Regions from separate parts of the Homo sapiens genome. Here region 2 is linked to region 1. A link is an interaction called in ENCODE POLR2A ChIA-PET data of the cell type or tissue named here. Cell type or tissue: HepG2. All regions are shown on one strand.

What was found. ChIA-PET counts read pairs that join two places held together with the same protein. Peaks named below come from ENCODE experiments on the same cell type or tissue, not always from the same donor. Only the 100,000 strongest peaks of a DNase experiment are listed, where the experiment ranks them.
Region 2: POLR2A ChIA-PET joins it to region 1 with 23 read pairs; 5 of 35 experiments call an interaction of 5 or more read pairs at or near these places.

What each region holds. Positions count from the first base shown.
Region 1 is chr6:157,526,683-157,534,682 of GRCh38, reverse strand. The region is part of intron 1 of ZDHHC14 (zDHHC palmitoyltransferase 14); the gene reads right to left. MIR3692 (microRNA 3692) reads right to left here and starts at 5,551; the gene lies at 5,483-5,551. RefSeq lists enhancers at 556-1,056, 1,057-1,557, 2,124-3,028, 3,029-3,934. In HepG2, no CTCF peak of the experiment used is centred here; DNase peaks (open chromatin) are centred at 1,492, 3,082, 3,472 and 5,222; H3K4me3 peaks cover 1,123 bases.
Region 2 is chr6:157,611,275-157,619,274 of GRCh38, reverse strand. All of the region lies in intron 3 of ZDHHC14 (zDHHC palmitoyltransferase 14), which reads right to left. Among named protein-coding and RNA genes, the nearest start is that of MIR3692, 86 kb to the right of the region's middle. RefSeq lists enhancers at 2,245-2,744, 2,745-3,246. In HepG2, CTCF peaks have their summits at 3,578 and 5,022; DNase peaks (open chromatin) are centred at 4,544, 5,054, 5,914 and 6,154.

The DNA of each region.
Region 1 (8,000 bases):
TGGGAGGCTGAGGCTGCAGTGAGCCAAGATCATGCCACCGCACTCCAGCCTGGGCAACAGAGCCAGACCCTGTCTCAAAAACATGAAATGAAATGAAATGAAATGAAATGAAATGAAATGAAATGAAATGAAATGAAATGAAATGAAATAGAATTCCAGGAAGCCAGAGGCTTCTGGGTAGCATGTGAATCATGGGAGGGAAAGCCAACACTGTTTTGCCCCAAAAGTTGCTCTTTAATGTCCAGACATTACTTAGGCATGGCAACCACATGCCCCAGATTTCCCATTCGAGTCCTGGTTCAGGTGAATGTTTTGTCATTTTCAGACCATGTGTGGCTGCTGAGCTAATTGGCCAAAGTAACTCCATTTTGCTTTCTGTGCATCCTGGAACCGTAAGGCATCGTCAGGGCAAGCCAGGGCCCTTCCGAGAAAGCTCTTCCTAGAGCTGCTGGTGTGTGTGCTGGGAAGACCTGCACATACCAAGCGTCCAGGGTAGTGATTTGGGATTTGTCCTGGCACTAAACAGCATTCTAAGGTTTAGCTGCCTCTGACCCTGGCTTATATTTGAAGGGTGTCCATTCTGCCTCCCTTCTGGAAACTCTGTATAGGAAAGTCATAGCTCTATTCATAATTCTTGTTTCATCCAATCTAAGGTACCCCACATTTTAAGATGTATCATTAAGGGGAAATGTGCCAAATCAGATAATATTCCCTAACCACAAGGGATCTTTATTTCATACTTATTGAAAGAGTTATTATAGACTTAATTAGACACCAATTTAAAAATCATATATCATTATTGTGCATACATTTTAAAAAATGCAAGTGAACTAAATTGGCCACAGTATTCCTAAAACATCTCCACATTTAGAGCCTGAGGCAGAGGTGTCTGCTTGAGGGCTTTCCACGTTGCAGCCTCCTGAGCCCATCAAAGCATGGCCCGGCTCTTCTGCTTCCCCCTAGGCTGCACTCCGTGCCCAATGCACCAGCTCAAGCCAGAGCACGTCCCTCCTCTGCTCAGAACTAAAGCCAGGTACTTGCCGAGGCTACAAAGCCATCTGGCTCCTGTGACCTCTTTGACCTCATCTTCCTCCCTCCTGCCGACCCCTGCAGCTCTGGAACAAGCCAGGCCTGCCTCTCCTCTGGGCTTTTGCCTGTGCCTTCCCCCTGCCTGGAACTCCCTCCCTACAGGGAGCCATAGAGCTCCTCCCAGCCTTTGCTCAAATATCACCATCTCTGTAGAGCCTTCCCTGACTGTGCTGCACACAATCTCCAAACTGCAGCCCTCCTATGACCAGCCATCCCGTCTCCACCAACCCCAACCCCTTCCAGCTTTTACTCTTCCCATAGCACTTATCCCCACTTGGCACACTGTTAATATATATACTTCCTTGCTTACTGTCTGACCCCACTAGAAAAAAGCTCAATGCAATGAGGACGTGTATCTGCTTGGTTCACTGATGTAACCTCCAGTGCCTAGAATTCAGTCTAGCACATAGTTGACCTTACAATAACTATTTGTTAGATGAAATGAAGAGACATCTAAAAAAACACAGGATACAAAGTACAGCGGAGACAATCCTATTTGTGTTTCAAACACATCTATATTTGTAACTAGAAGAATGTGCCCCATTATCTCATTATCCCTGGGTGATTTTCTGCATATGTGCGTTTTGGTGGTTTCCAAATTTTCTTAATTAAAGCATGGCTTATTTTTGTAGTAGAGAAATATGTTATTAAAAATAAATGCATAAGTACTTGTTGAACTAAAAAAGAAGATAATTGCCGAAATATTAAAATCTGCCTGTGCTTTTAAAAACTCAACTATCCATAAAGAAGATGCTTGACGATAATGTATATTCTCTGTTGGATTGAAACCTCAGCGGGCTGAAGCTCTTGATTTTTGCAAGTTGTCTTACAATACCTTAATTAGTCTAATTGTTTTGGGGTATGGAGGATCATACATTTGAGAAGGCAAAACCCAGGTTATCTCCTATCTCAGCTCTGGTCTGTACCCAACTTCTTGGAGGAATGTGACTAGAGAAAGTTCTTCTGTCATCCTTGCAGATTTCTGTCTTAAACTGGGTATTTATTTAAAGTACAGGACAAGGCCACACATATAGGGCCCAACTCCCCTCAGTTCCAGCAAGCCCCCTGGAGATCCGGAATCTCAGAGGCCTGCTAGATTCCCTTTTTCTTTCCTTGGGTTGCGGGTGGTCTAGGGATGGCAAGATGGGAAAGGAGGCGTTCAGGAATGAGAAAGAATCAAATGCTATACAAATTAAATCTCCTCAACACCGGCAATGTTCATGGAATTGAACCCAAACGCTGGATAGCTCATCAGTGAGCACTGTTTGGCAATGAATTGCTCAACAGAGACATTTTCAACAAAATATGAATTAGTTTAATCATTACATGTTCAAGAAAACCTTGTTGGAAGGAAAATGCCCTGCCTTGTTTCAGATTGCACACTGAACACCACTGAGGCTCTCCTCCCATCCCAAGGCCCTGGGGCCATCAGGCTGCCTGCTGGGAGGTGGCCCAGGGGTGTGGCTGCTGGTGCCACCAGGAGACGCCTGCTGTGCCTGCTCCTCCTCCCCCAGCGGCTCCTTCCCCAGTGCTTCCATGGCCAGGGGCCCCACACTAGGGCTTCAATTGCTCACCCAGGGTGGGCAGGCAGTGAGCACAGCTTTACCCAGGACTGGGGCCTCTGCCAGGGAGCTGGCACCCCCACGCCCATCCCGCAGAACGAGGCCAGGCCCTCTGGGACAGTCACACTGCACAAAGTCCAGATGTTACCGCTACGGAAAAGTGTCTTCGGCGTTACGAAGATGCAGTAACTCAAGGCCTTTGGGGAAAAGGCACATTTGAGTCTTGGAAAGTTTTTCCAGAGCTGGAGAACAAGTCTACGAGTACCGTGGATGCAGGAGATGACTGAGTCTCCTTCACGCCTTCATTCAGGCACTCGGCACACAGCCACTGAATACACACTACCTGCCAGCAAGCTGCACCATGTGCTAGGAAAGCAGGAAGATCAAGACAAGACCCTCGCTTCCTGGCAGCTCACATTCCAGTGTGGGGGTTGGGGGGTGGGGCAAATCAGCACACTACAAACAAAAGAGCAAGTGTGGAGACACAGGTGTTGAGGAACGGTGGAGGGAACCAACTCAGTGGGCCGGAGCGGGGGGTGTTGGTGAAGCCTTTCTGGAGGGGGTGTCAGAGGCAGGAGTGAGACCTGCAGAGAGGAAGGGTGTTGGCAAGGACAGGGAGCCCCAGACCCTCCCTGACCCTAATGTTTCCAGGCCTCCTTCGGACGGTGCACCGAGTGACTGGCGGAAGCACAGTGTAATCCTCCCTGGACTGGACTCTGGAACGGCATGTCCGGGGGGGGCAGGGGCGTTGTAGGCTGTTTAGTCACTGTGGCATCCCCAGTGCCTCACACACTGCTACATGATAGGCACTCGACAAATATTTGCTGAATTGAATGTTGTGGAATCATCAGAGCAGACCCGGGACATCTGGGTCCACGTTTGGTGGCGAACTGCAAAGCGATGGGTGCAAAGGTCGTCATGCAGGTGAAGCAATGAACACCGAGAGGGACCTGAGCAGACCCCACTTCCGTGTGCTCCAGCCTCTGCTGACAGCGCTCCTCTGAGCTAACGATCTCTCTCCTGGGGGAGAAAAAGGGCCACCTTCTTTCTTTTGCAAAGTAGGAAGAATTTCTAAGTAAATTTTGCTTTACAATGTTTCCCTAAGAATAAAGAGGAATTGAAGATTTTTTTTTTAACATATCCGTCATCATAAACCTCAAGGAATTAGATAATATAGGACCAATACAGGTTAGAAATATCCAGTCGTTCAGACAGAGACACATGTGAGTGCAGAAGGCTAAGCTATTTCACCCACAAACTCACTAAACAATGTTGTTTCCAATAGCAGAGACATCATAATTTGAAAAATAGTACATAATAATTATGCAAAATGGAAATAAGGTGCTTTTGAGTAGAAAAGAAAAAAGGCTACAAAGGTATTTCAGGAGAAAATGGTTCTATTTCCAAAAAGGGGAGAAATAAAACAAGGTTAACAGCTTAAAGCCCACGAGCCCTGTGACACCAAGTTGGAGACTATCAGGCAAAGACAGCTTCAAAAGTGCATATTTGGTAGAAAAATGAACAAAATGAAATTCACTGAAAGTCTTTGGATATTGGGTTGCTGTTGGGGCTGCCGATTCATTTTTTCCTTCTCTAAAGGGACACAGCATTCATTCACAGATGATTCCTTTATCTCACCTAAAACAATGCCCGTGGTATCGACTATTATCCTTGGCAAAGTGCCTTTGCATTAAAACATGGTGACAGCATTTCTCGGCCCTGATGTTGGGGAGAGTTCCTACCATGTAATTATCCAGCTCAATTAGAAGACAAGGTCAGAACAAACAGATCCAGAGGGAAGGTCCATGCCTGCTAGACACACAGATGTGGTCCCACATCATTTTCTTTTTTCTTTTTTTCTTTTTAGGTAGCCTGTTACTGTTTCATACACATGGTTTTCAAAGTAACAGGCAGCCAGATAGTAAGACTGCAGGGAGCAAATGAAAATTCACATTTTTTTGATTGAGTACCTATATTGCAGGCAGTTTCACATATAACATTTCATATAATGTCTACAGAAATGTACACAGCTAATTGTCTATGACATTGGTATTACTGAGACCATCTCACAGATGAGGAAACTAAGGTTCATTAATTTGACTGATAAGACTTATAAGAGGTTCATTACTTTGAGCCTGGTTTAGCTAATAAGTTTCATAACCAGAAGTCAATCAGATGTGGCCGCCATCAAAGCCCATGGGCCCAAGGCATGGTCTCTCAATTGTACCACAATGAGGCCTACACTTCTGTTTTGCACTCTACACATTTTCTTAGTGGAATACAATAACAGCTGTACCTGTTTTCACCTTTTTATAAGGATCTCAATGATCCTCATTAAATGTAATTAAGAACACAGTGAAACCTGAAACTATTCTGCGTGAAGGTGCCTTGTCCAGTCTGGGGAGAAGACAAGCTCGGAGTCTTGGGTGACAAAGTCGCTCATTGATGGATTGCCAGCAGTCTGGTAGTAACGCCTTAGTGACTGAAGGTCAAGAACATTTCTCTTGGGCTCCGCTTCCCAATTCCAGTTGAAGAATAACAAGCTCTGTGGTTTCTACACAACAGAAACCACAGATTCCCAGGGGCCCTGTCAATCAAGCTTGACACTAAATGGTGATGACTGCTCCTGTTATTGCAAAATACATGTATACTAAACAAAGACCGTACTGGTTAGTTTTGCTTAAATACTGGAGGATTCTGACCAGTACAATGCTAAAACATAAACTTTCATTTATGAAAAAAGATAAACTTTCTAAAATTCCCAGGTTATACTCAAGAAGTAACTTGCTCCCTGTGAAGAGAGGGTGGGGTTGCAGAGACTCCAGAGATCTCCACTTCTGCAGTGTCAGTGTGGAACTGTATCTATTGCTCCAGTATCCACTCCTGACCAGCAGGAATGGCAAAGAACCTCAGAAGAGTACAGGTGGTAGGTGCTGAGTAAAACTGGAAGTCTGAGTGTGTCTCCTAGACACTAGCAACTACAAGGATATACTTTCAATGAAACTCTTTGAACTCATTGGGAGAAACCTGAAAAATACCATGTGCTGTTGAGGAATTAATGCCCACTCCCACCCCCAGTCTTCATCTAATTATGCTTTTATAATTAATTAATTAATGCCCACTCCCACCCCCAGTCTTCATCTAATTGTGCTTTTTAAATTAATTAATTAATGCCCACTCCCACCCCCAGTCTTCATCTAATTGTGCTTTTTTAATTAATTAATTAATGCCCACTCTCACCCCCAGTCTTCATCTAATTGTGCTTTTTAATTATTTTATTTTATTTTATTTTATTTTTTTGAGATGAAGTCTTGCTCTGTCGCCCAGTCTGGAGTGCAGTGGTGCGACCTCGGCTCACTACAAGCTCCGCCTCCCGGGTTTTTGCCATTCTCCTGCCTCAACCTCCCGAGTAGCTGGGACTACAGGCACCTGCCACCACGCCTGGCTAATTTCTTTGTATTTTTAGTAGAGACAGGGTTTCACCATGTTAGCCAGGATGGTCTCGATCTCCTGACCTCGTGATCTGCCCGCCTCAGCCTCCCAAAGTGCTGGGATTACAGGTGTGAGCCACTGCGCCCACCCTATCGTGCTTTTTAAATTAATTGATTAATGCCCACTCCCATCCCCAGTCTTCATCTACTTGTGCTTTTCCAAGTATATTCATCTATGGTTAAACTTTCATATCATTTCTTTACTTTTCTTTTAAGCCACACACTTCTGAGATTAAAAAACAACAACAACAAAAAAACTGTTCAGCTCATTTTGAAATACAACAGAAGTATTCCTGAGGACTTCCCCATGGCAAACACGATTATTAACTGATTACTAAAAAGAGAAGGGCAAAAGGCAAAATAATGGACATTAGATCTAGGGAAAAATGGTGGAAACAACCTTAAAGAATACGGTGGAGAAACATCTGGAAAAAGCATATTTAATTAGAGAACACCAAGAGGGACTGAAACAAAGGAAATCATGCCTGGCTGGCCTGATGGAAGGCTTGGAAGGTGTGACTGCCATGAAAGCTACAATCAATTAAATAAGTGCCACCTTTCTTGAATTTTGCCAAGCAGATGGCAAAGTTGGAGAATCAACAGGGAAACTGCAGAGTGATACAATGGAGAGAGAGAAGGATCAGAAAGCCCCTCCTACAGCTACATCCCTATCCCTCTTAGGCTTGCGTCATACATTGTCCAGTTGGCTTCAACATTCAGAATAACTGGAGCCCTAAAGAACTGTCAAGTTCTGAGAACAGTCTTTCCATTTCCAGAAACAACTTCCTGAGAGACCGTTACATGGCTGCCAAGAAAACACTGCTTCATGTTTAAAGCACTTGTGAAACTTGAGGTCAAAAAGCAGAGGTCCACCAAGCAAGGCCACAGAAAAACAGCTTGAAAATGCTCTAGCTGAGCCTATACGCTCTGTGGCAAAACCTCGTGACTGTAGTGCTTACTCTGGGCAGTTCTGGAAGGCTTTTTCTACCAGAAGTTTCCATCAGTTGAGGTTTTGACTCTTACTCTCCCCTGGGTGGAGACTCTGAGGCTGCATGGTGCAAGATGAAAGGACTTCAATATTGTCTGACTATAAGAGCAAGCTCTGCAAAGCACTTTTTTGAAGAGATTTTTGAATGGAAAATCTGGGTGGGAAAATAGGAAAACAGGTCAGTTGAGCAAAGGAATATCAACTATTCCTGTTCGCCACATGAGCTGAGAATGCAGCCTCTCCTTCAGAGTAGAAACAGGAGCTGGGGAGCTCCTGGAGTCGATGGGAGGTGCCCAAGTCTGGTAGGAGATGGGGGCACTGATGCAGCCATGGCCCCCCGGCTGGTGTAATCTGCTTTCAGGCACCCAGTTGCAGGGTGGCTCAGCTGAGGGTCACCAGCTTGCAGCGATAGAAGAGAACGTTGGCCTTACCTACGGCCATGGTTTCACATTGTGTGGGAGGATCCATAGATTCTCAAAGGGGTCCTGGACCCCAACAGTATTATAAACTACTACTCTTAGGAGGGGAGGTACGTAATCAAGTACCTATTCAGAAGCACACTCTGAGGCCAGCTGCTAAAGATGCTGCCCCAAGTCCTTCAGTGCTCCCGGCCACCATCCACTGCCCCGGCCCCTCTCCCCACATCCCTAGAACCTCTCTCTATGAGCCAGCAAATAAAAATTAACATCTACCCAGGTCCCTGGTCCAGCGGTTGGTGAATAATCTGGCTGTCCACACTGCCCTTCAGCCTTCTCAGCCGAGCCCTGGCGCACGTGTGTCAGTCCATTCAGAGAAGATGGGTTCCCACAGTCGCTGAAGTAGGCAGGAGCACAGAGGCCACCCTGAGACTAGCACAGACGTAGGGCCATG
Region 2 (8,000 bases), 85 kb before region 1:
GAATTACAGGCATGCAACACCATGCCCGGCTATGATTTTTTTTTTTTTTAATTTTTAGTAGAGACGGCGTTTCACCATGTTGGCCAGGCTGGTCTCGAACTCCTGATCTCAAGTGATCCACCTGCCTCGGCCTCCCCATAAATCCTGTTTTTTAACCCTGCTTTCCAAAATTGGGTGAATTTTGTGATTCAAGGAGGAGGACAAGTGTGCACTGCAGAGGCCGGCATTCTGAAGCAAGTGACACCCTGAGTAAGCTCTGCTGGGTAGAAACAAAGATGATTATGAAGCCATTGAGAAGATAAAGAAAGGCCTTGAGCGAGTGAGGAAGAAGGTGAAAAAAGATGGTTTCATTTGTAATGTAAATAATTCTTAAAAGGAGATGTAAACAAGTGAGTAGAAATGAGGATAATTTAAAAAGTGAATTGGCCAGTTAGGATCTGAAAGGAAATCCCACAATTCCCCAAATATAGTGTGTGGAGGGTCATCATATGAAATGAGAAATTTTAACTAGATGGGAAGGATTGAGTTCCCCCACCCAGCACTCTCCTATTTGCTAAGAATTGGAATAAGAGCCCACTGGAGAGGTCTCTGAGCTTCCTAGAATCTAGGAGCTGAATCAGGGCTCTGCGTCACCATGGTAAAATCCGTCATGTGGCCGGGCGCGGGGGCTCATGCCTGTAATCCCAGCACTTTGGGAGGCCGAGGTGGGTGGATCATTTGAGGTCAGGAGTTCGAGACCACCCTGGCCAACATGGTGAAACCCCGTCTGTATTAAAAATACAAAAATTAGCTGGGTGTGGTGGCAGGCACCTGTAATTCCAGCTACTCAAGAGGCCAAGGCACAAAAATCACTTGAACCCAGGAGGCGGAGGTTGCAGTGAGCCAAGATAGCACCATTGCACTGCAGCCTGGGTGACAGAGTGAGATTAGGTCTCAAAAAAAAAAAATCAGTCATGTGAGTTCAAATTTGTATAGCCTCAAAAACGGTCTTCGTGTGTTGGTGGTCTTCGGTCATTCTCCACCTGTCGTTTGTGAAACTCTGAGATAAGCTCCACGTGAGCAGTGCTTAGTCCTCAGTAAGTCCACGCCACTCCTGTCCCACCCAAGCCCCTCAGCGTTGACCTTACGCCATCTTTGGGTTTGCAGGGCCAGAAACGATGCCTAGTTCTCCTTAATTCTCCATGGAATAAAACAAATTATCTTGCAAAATTGAAAAACAAACTCGTGCTATCATCCAACACCCCTCAGAAACTTCTCAATGACTCTCTAGAAATTACGGGTCTTGAAATCAATAGTGCCATCTTAGCTCGGAATGGCTGACGCATTTGTAATGCTTTCTGGTTTTCGATATTCATTCACATTCTGTATTTCACTCACTCGATCTCTACCCTGTGACAGAGGTGGTACAGATTCCCAGAGGACAGGCGAGGAAAGCAGCTTGGAGAGAAATGGAATTGCCAGTGTCTAGAACCAGCTTCTGATGTCTGCCCACCGCCTTTTCCAGCTCCCCCACCCTCGTGACTCTTATGTTCTTTCATGTCCAGTTATTTAAGATCTTTTGAACCCTCAGTCAATTTATCCTCAAAATAAAAGATTTCAGAATAGAGTTGTCTCATGGGCATGTTATGCACAGAAAGCTAGCAATTCTCAGGCTCTTCAAAACCTTCTGACTACATGTATACATGGTGAGAAAGTTGTATTCCCAATTGGCATGCTTCTCCAAAGTAAATACGTTTCTGGGATCTTGTAGCAAAGAGTCCACATCGTCTGGGCACAGAGAGCTGTGTCTATGAGCAGGACCCAACGGCTTCATGGATTGATGCCAGTTCCCTTGAGAAGCCAACTGCGATGAGTCCAAGCAGAACCCATTTTTTAAAAAATTCAAAAAGAACGAGGACCCTCTGGAAAACTTCAGAGACATTTCATTTTTCTGAGTTGAAACTGAAGACGCAACCTCGTTACTATTATTGTTAAGATATAAGGCCATATATATCTGTGTTTCTTTCCTCAGGGAACCCTCAAGCAAAGAAATGCAAATATGTACCACCGTACTGTGTACTTTTCAAGGGTTTTTTCACATAATATCTCATCTGGTAATAAAAAGATATACATACTGCAGTGTCTCGTGACTGTCACTAATGCCTGTTATATGAGGTAAGAGGAACAGGTGTTCCCCTGTATATGCTCAGATTCACCTGGAGGGTTCTTTCCATGAGGCTGCCATTCATGCTTGTAATATTCACGATGGTGCTTGGCTTTCCGCCTCTAAAAGGTGAGTGATGGTCAGAAGACCCCTAGGGCATTCCTGCTCTGATGGTCCATAATCTGAGATCTGGGGGCCAAGGGAACCCCAGGGTCCAGCACTCCCCATCAGAGGTCCTTGTGGCTCAGTCTGGTTCTCTTGGGACAGTCCTGACCATCCCGATTTGCCTAACATGGAACAGAAGCAAAGTGACTCTCAGGTGTGCAGAAGGGGCGTTTGACACCCAGACATCATCTGTAGGGTCTCCCAACATTCTCATGGCACACTGTCCCTGCACCCGGACGTCTGATCCCCCCGAAGTATCTGTTCCTCCTGCCTCGTGTGTGGTTGGGATTTTAGGGCATACATCTGAGATTCCACAATCCCTCTGTCCCTTCAGTTCGAGGTCTGGTCTACGGTACACACTCAGGTCAGGGAGGGTGCACCTGGGAGTGGAGTGGCCTGGCAGCCTTTCCTGCTGGGCACAGGGCCGCTCGTCCTCTAGGGTGCCTGTGGGTTCTGTAGTGTCCAGCTCCAGCCTTGGGCCTGGCATCTCCCTGGGGTGAGCTGACCCCCTGGACACTTGTGGACCTAATTGTCCCACGGGCCCTCCCCTTCCGCAGGTCCCAAGCTCTGGTCATCAAGCTCCCTGCAATCTCTCCTCCTCACAAGCTGCCTCTTCTTTGCTAGTGGCATCCCCCATGGGGAACCCATTTATTTCATGCCCTCTGCCCCCTCATCCCTCACATCCAGGTGGTCAGCAGGAGGTGGTCATGGTCTCTCTGATCTCTCCTGTCTTGCTCCCCAGTGTCTGAAGGCCACTGCACTGTGCCGGCTCTTGTCCCCTCTTGCAGGAGCCGCTGTCACATCTTCCTGGACACCCCCCTTATGTGTCCCCCACACTGTTGCCAACAGGGCCTTCCAGTGCAAATGACATCTCAGGAGCCTCTTGCCTGAAGTCTCTGGGTGGTTCCTAATGCTGCTGGCGCCCCACTCTCCTGTCACTGGCTGCACCCCCAATGTGTCTGCAGAACCGAGTGCTCTGAGGTCTGGGTTTCCAAGCTGAGCTCCTTGGGTGCTGGGCAGGCCTCTGGCCCCCTCTCTCACCTCTTCTTCCTTCCCCTTGAACTATAGCAGTTAGACCTATGTCTGTTTTATATACTGAGTTTCCTCATTATTTTTCATTTTCTAAAATGGATCACTGCTTATAACAACCAAAACAAAACAAAACAAAACAAAACAAAAATGCAGTCAGCTAGTAAATGTGGCAAATGTTGACTGTAATTATTGTGAGCAGCTCTGAGTGAAGTTCCTAGGGTGCGATGCTGCCCCCTTATGAAACACCACATGATGGGCACTGCTGGCAGGATGTAGGACTCTACGGCAGAGGACTTGAACTTGGGTCCTGGCCTTTTGCCTAGTGATATGATGTGCACAGTTTCTGGGCCTCAGCAAGTCGGATATGCTATAAAAGGTTATTTCCAACTCAAATACTACGATTCCATAGCTAAATAAAACTTTTCAAGAACTGAAGTCAATTGTGTCTACACATTTCACACAATGAGGAAGTGCTGGCCAGCCCAGCAGCAGGAACTCTACAAATAAAGTATTTACGAGAACAGGGGCGCTTACAGACCCAGCCTAGGCCCAGAACAGGTTGGTGGCTCTAATGGCACTCAGAAATGACGAAGTACGACATCAATACCCCTGCCAGCAGACTTGGGTCCGCACAGACGTCTGGAGCTCTAAATACAGTGTGCTGTTTTTGTTTCTTGTTGTTCACATAAAGCTGCAAGCACTTCACTGAGTCACTGCAGTCCAGTCAGCAGGTCCTTAATTACTTTTCTCAACAAAGGCACTCAAAAGAACAGGCAAAGTTCTACCAGTTAGGACCGGCTATGGAATGTCGGGGGCCCGTGGCAAAATGAAAATTTGGGGCAGCTGCTTAAAAATCATTAAGAATTGGCCGGGCACAGTGGCTCATGCCTGTAATTCCAGCACTTTGGGAGGCGGAGGTGGGTGGATCCCCTGAGGTCAGGAGTTTGAGACGAGCTTGGTCAACATAGTGAAATCCCACCTACTAAAATTACAAAAATTAGCCAGGTGTGGTGGCGGGCACCTGTAATCCCAGCTAGCTGGGAGGCTGAGGCATGAGAATCGCTTGAACCTGGGAAGCAGAGGTTACAGTGAGCCAAGATTGCACCATTGCACTCCAGCGTGGGTGACACAGTGAGACTCTGTCTCAAAAAAAAAACAAAAAAAAAACATGAAGAGTTTCAAGCTGGAGAGAGCAGAACACGAAGTCCATCTGGGGCCCCGTGTGAGGAAGCAGGTCACACACTGGTGACCCCGGCCCTGCTAACTGCCATAGTGTTACGGCCTGGGAATGTGATTTTCCCATTTGTGGCAGATCGATGTCTAGCGATTCCATGGGGTTTTCTGAGAGGATTTATAGAGAGTTTTTCTAAGAACATCACACAGTGAGGAAGTTGTGATTTCCTCGGAGTTAAGGCCTAGTCAACAGCCCCTTCTCTATGGAGAGCCTTGGGGCTTTTCTTCCCCTTGAACTACAGCAGTTAGACCTATGTCTGTTTTATATATTGAGTTTCCTCATTACTTTTCATTTTCTAAAATGGATCACTGCTTACATCAACCAAAAAAAAAAAAAAATCAGTCAGCTAGTAAATGTGGTAAAGTTGACTGTAAATCAGTCAGCTAGTAAATGTGGTAAAGTTGACTGTAATTTTTGTGAGCAGCTGTGAGTGAAGTTCCTGGAGGTGGGGCTGCTCCCTTATGAAACACCACACAGTGGGGCACTGTTGATGGGATGTAGGACTCTATGGCACAGGACTTGAACTTGGGTCCTGGCCTTTTGCACTCCCCGCCCCCCCATCCCCCCTACCAAGAGCTGCGGTGTCTTCACCCAGGTGCACCAGCCAGCGGTGGGGGGGCTTGCCAAGAGCTGCCATTTTCTAGCCTGGGCGAGGCTGACTGGGTGAAGGTGTGATGGGAACAAGTTTACCAAGGAAGAAGGATATAATATCAGGGAGACCACGAGAGGAAGAGTCAGCAAACACTAAAACTGTCAGCCCTTTCAATACTATTTTCCAAGAGTATCAGAAACTGTTTATAGCCTCCAGGGCAACCGTTCTTAGACTTTTTTTTTCATTCCTTACTGGTTTAAAACTCTGATGACAGCTATGGATCCCTTCACTCTCGTGCACTCACACATTTTAGGTACAATTTCCCGAAGCCTATTCCTAGGCCCCAGGTTAAGAATGGATGACCTATCAGGTTAGTTCACAGAAACTGAAATAACTTATTTCAGATGATGAGATGGATGGGCTGCCTACTGCTCCAACAAGGCTGCTTGAAATGATTTATTTCAACCAGAATTTAAAACTGAGCTGTTCTAAGAAGGCAGGCCAACAGGTGCCTATCGTGTGGCATGCTAAATGTGCCATCCCCAGGGTCCCGGAGGTATACAACCTAAAATCCCAGCCCCAGGCAGGCTGACACCCTGGGCTAACCCCGGCATAAGTCAATGGAATCCTTGGCCTACTCAGAAGGAGCTACTCTAATTACGCTTTATTCCAGGATTTCTTAAACTAAGGGTTGTGATCAAATAGTGAGTCATGAAATTGATTTAGCTGGTCATGACCAGCACTAAAAACAAACAATAAAATAGAAAGTATCAAGGCATCTTCTGTTGAGAAAGGCAAGCACTGTTTCATGCCTTTTATGTGCATCTCTGTGCACTGGATCCCAGTAGAAAATGTATTTCCTACTGTGAGTTGCTGTAAAACACAAAAAGTTTGAAAGCTACTGTTTTATTCGAATTTGTAGGAGGCACACGTGAGGCCCTCCGATATCTGTTGAGTAGATAAATACACGTGTAGGTTGCGTCAGTCACAGACCTAAAGACACCATGAGTCATTTTCAGTGATGGCATTTCCACCCTCCCAGAACTGTGCAAGGATTACTAGCTCTTGATCAGACTTAATTTTTTTTAAATGATCATTTCTCTTGGAGTCTGACATTTTAAAATTTGTGCTTCTGGTAGGTTTGAGGGTGAAGGATATGGGTTTCATTTAGTTTAGATTGGGTGCCCGAGGCTTTTTTTTTCCCCCCAGTTGAGAACACTAACCTCATCATAGGGCCAAAAAAGCAATATACTTTTTTTTTTTTTCTCTAAGAGAGAAGACTACGATGGAGACATGAAGGTAGATACAGCAAGAGGAGCATCAAATTCTCTTTTTCTTCTTCCCTCCCTTCTCTCCTTCAGTAAATACTAACTGAGCAGCTGCATGCCAGTCAAGGAGTTGGCTGCTGGGAATACAGTAAGGGAAACTGACACAGGCCTGGCCTCTTGAAGCTTACCCAACTGTGGGCAGAGACATCGGCCACTCGAGTCCACACATCCCCAGTGTATACCATGACAACCCTGGTCAGAGCTATGAAGGAAGCATACAGAAAGCTATGGGAAGTGTGTGCAGTGGCAGGCTTCCCTGAGGAGCCCACGCCTGAACATCTCCCTGAAAGATGAGCAGGAATTAACAGAGAGGAACCAGAGGAGACCTCGGGGCTGGAGCCCAGGTGGCATGCAGGACTACGGTGCAAGCCGAGAGAGGTGGGTCTTGTATACTAGGTTAAGGATTTTGGCCTCCTTCCCATAGTGATGAGATTCTGTTTGGAAACGGTCACTCTGATGTCAGCATAGAGGCTGGATTAGATGAGGAGCAGAGTGGATGGTGGGTGTCCTCCGAGAGACCTTTGCACAGTTAAAGTGAGAGATGATGGCGGCTTGCAGCTGGCCGAGGCAGTGCACAGAAGGAAAGGGATGAAGTGGTTTAAGCTGGGATCCACCTAGTAAGCAAACTGTACAGAGCCTGGTGATGGATTAGGTGAGCAGGGTGTGGCAGAGAAAGGAGTCGGTAGGACCCTCACGTCTGTGTAGCCTGTGAATGGGGCTGGCCCTCAGCAAGGTGGGGGGTCACTGGGGAAAGATGATTTGGGGTGCTTTTATCTCCCCAAGTGGACATGTCCAGCGGGAAGCTGCATATGCATGTCTGGAGCTCTGAGGAGAGGTCTGAGCTAGAGACATAAGCCTGGCAGAAAGAGAGACTCCGGAAGGCAAAAGGAGCAAGACACAGGTATAAACACACACTCGTCAGAGCCACAAAGCCAAGAACCACACACACACAAAAGGGACGGAGCCGGTCAAAAAGATGCACAAACAGGGAAAGTCAGATGAACAGAGACAGACTTTCATGAAGCAATCGCTTGTGGCTTTTCTGGGTATGGAAGAAATATATTTTTCAAGCTAAGTTGCAGTTTGACAATTCCAGGCAGAAATAAGGTGAGCACTTGGCCAGAGTCCACCCTCCCTTGCTGGATCGTCTCCAACCTGCAGGCACACATCTACCTTTGCCTTGGAAGAAGGTCTCTTTGCACTGGGCACTGACACTGCAGTTGAGTATCACTGACAAAGCCAGAACAGGATGAAAATGTGCCCGGGAGGCCCCAGAAATTCTGTTGTTGAAGCTTTCCTATTGGCCAGGGATGCTCTCTCCAAAAAACTGTATTAGACATGTAATCTCACTCTTTTGTCATAAACAGTTTCTAAATAAATGCACAGAATAAAAAAGACGTGATACCTTAAAAAATTTACGTTAGACGCATTATTTTACATCAGAATCCTCTATCAAAGCACTTTTTAAAAGTACACATATTGGCCAGGCGCGGGGGCTCATGACTG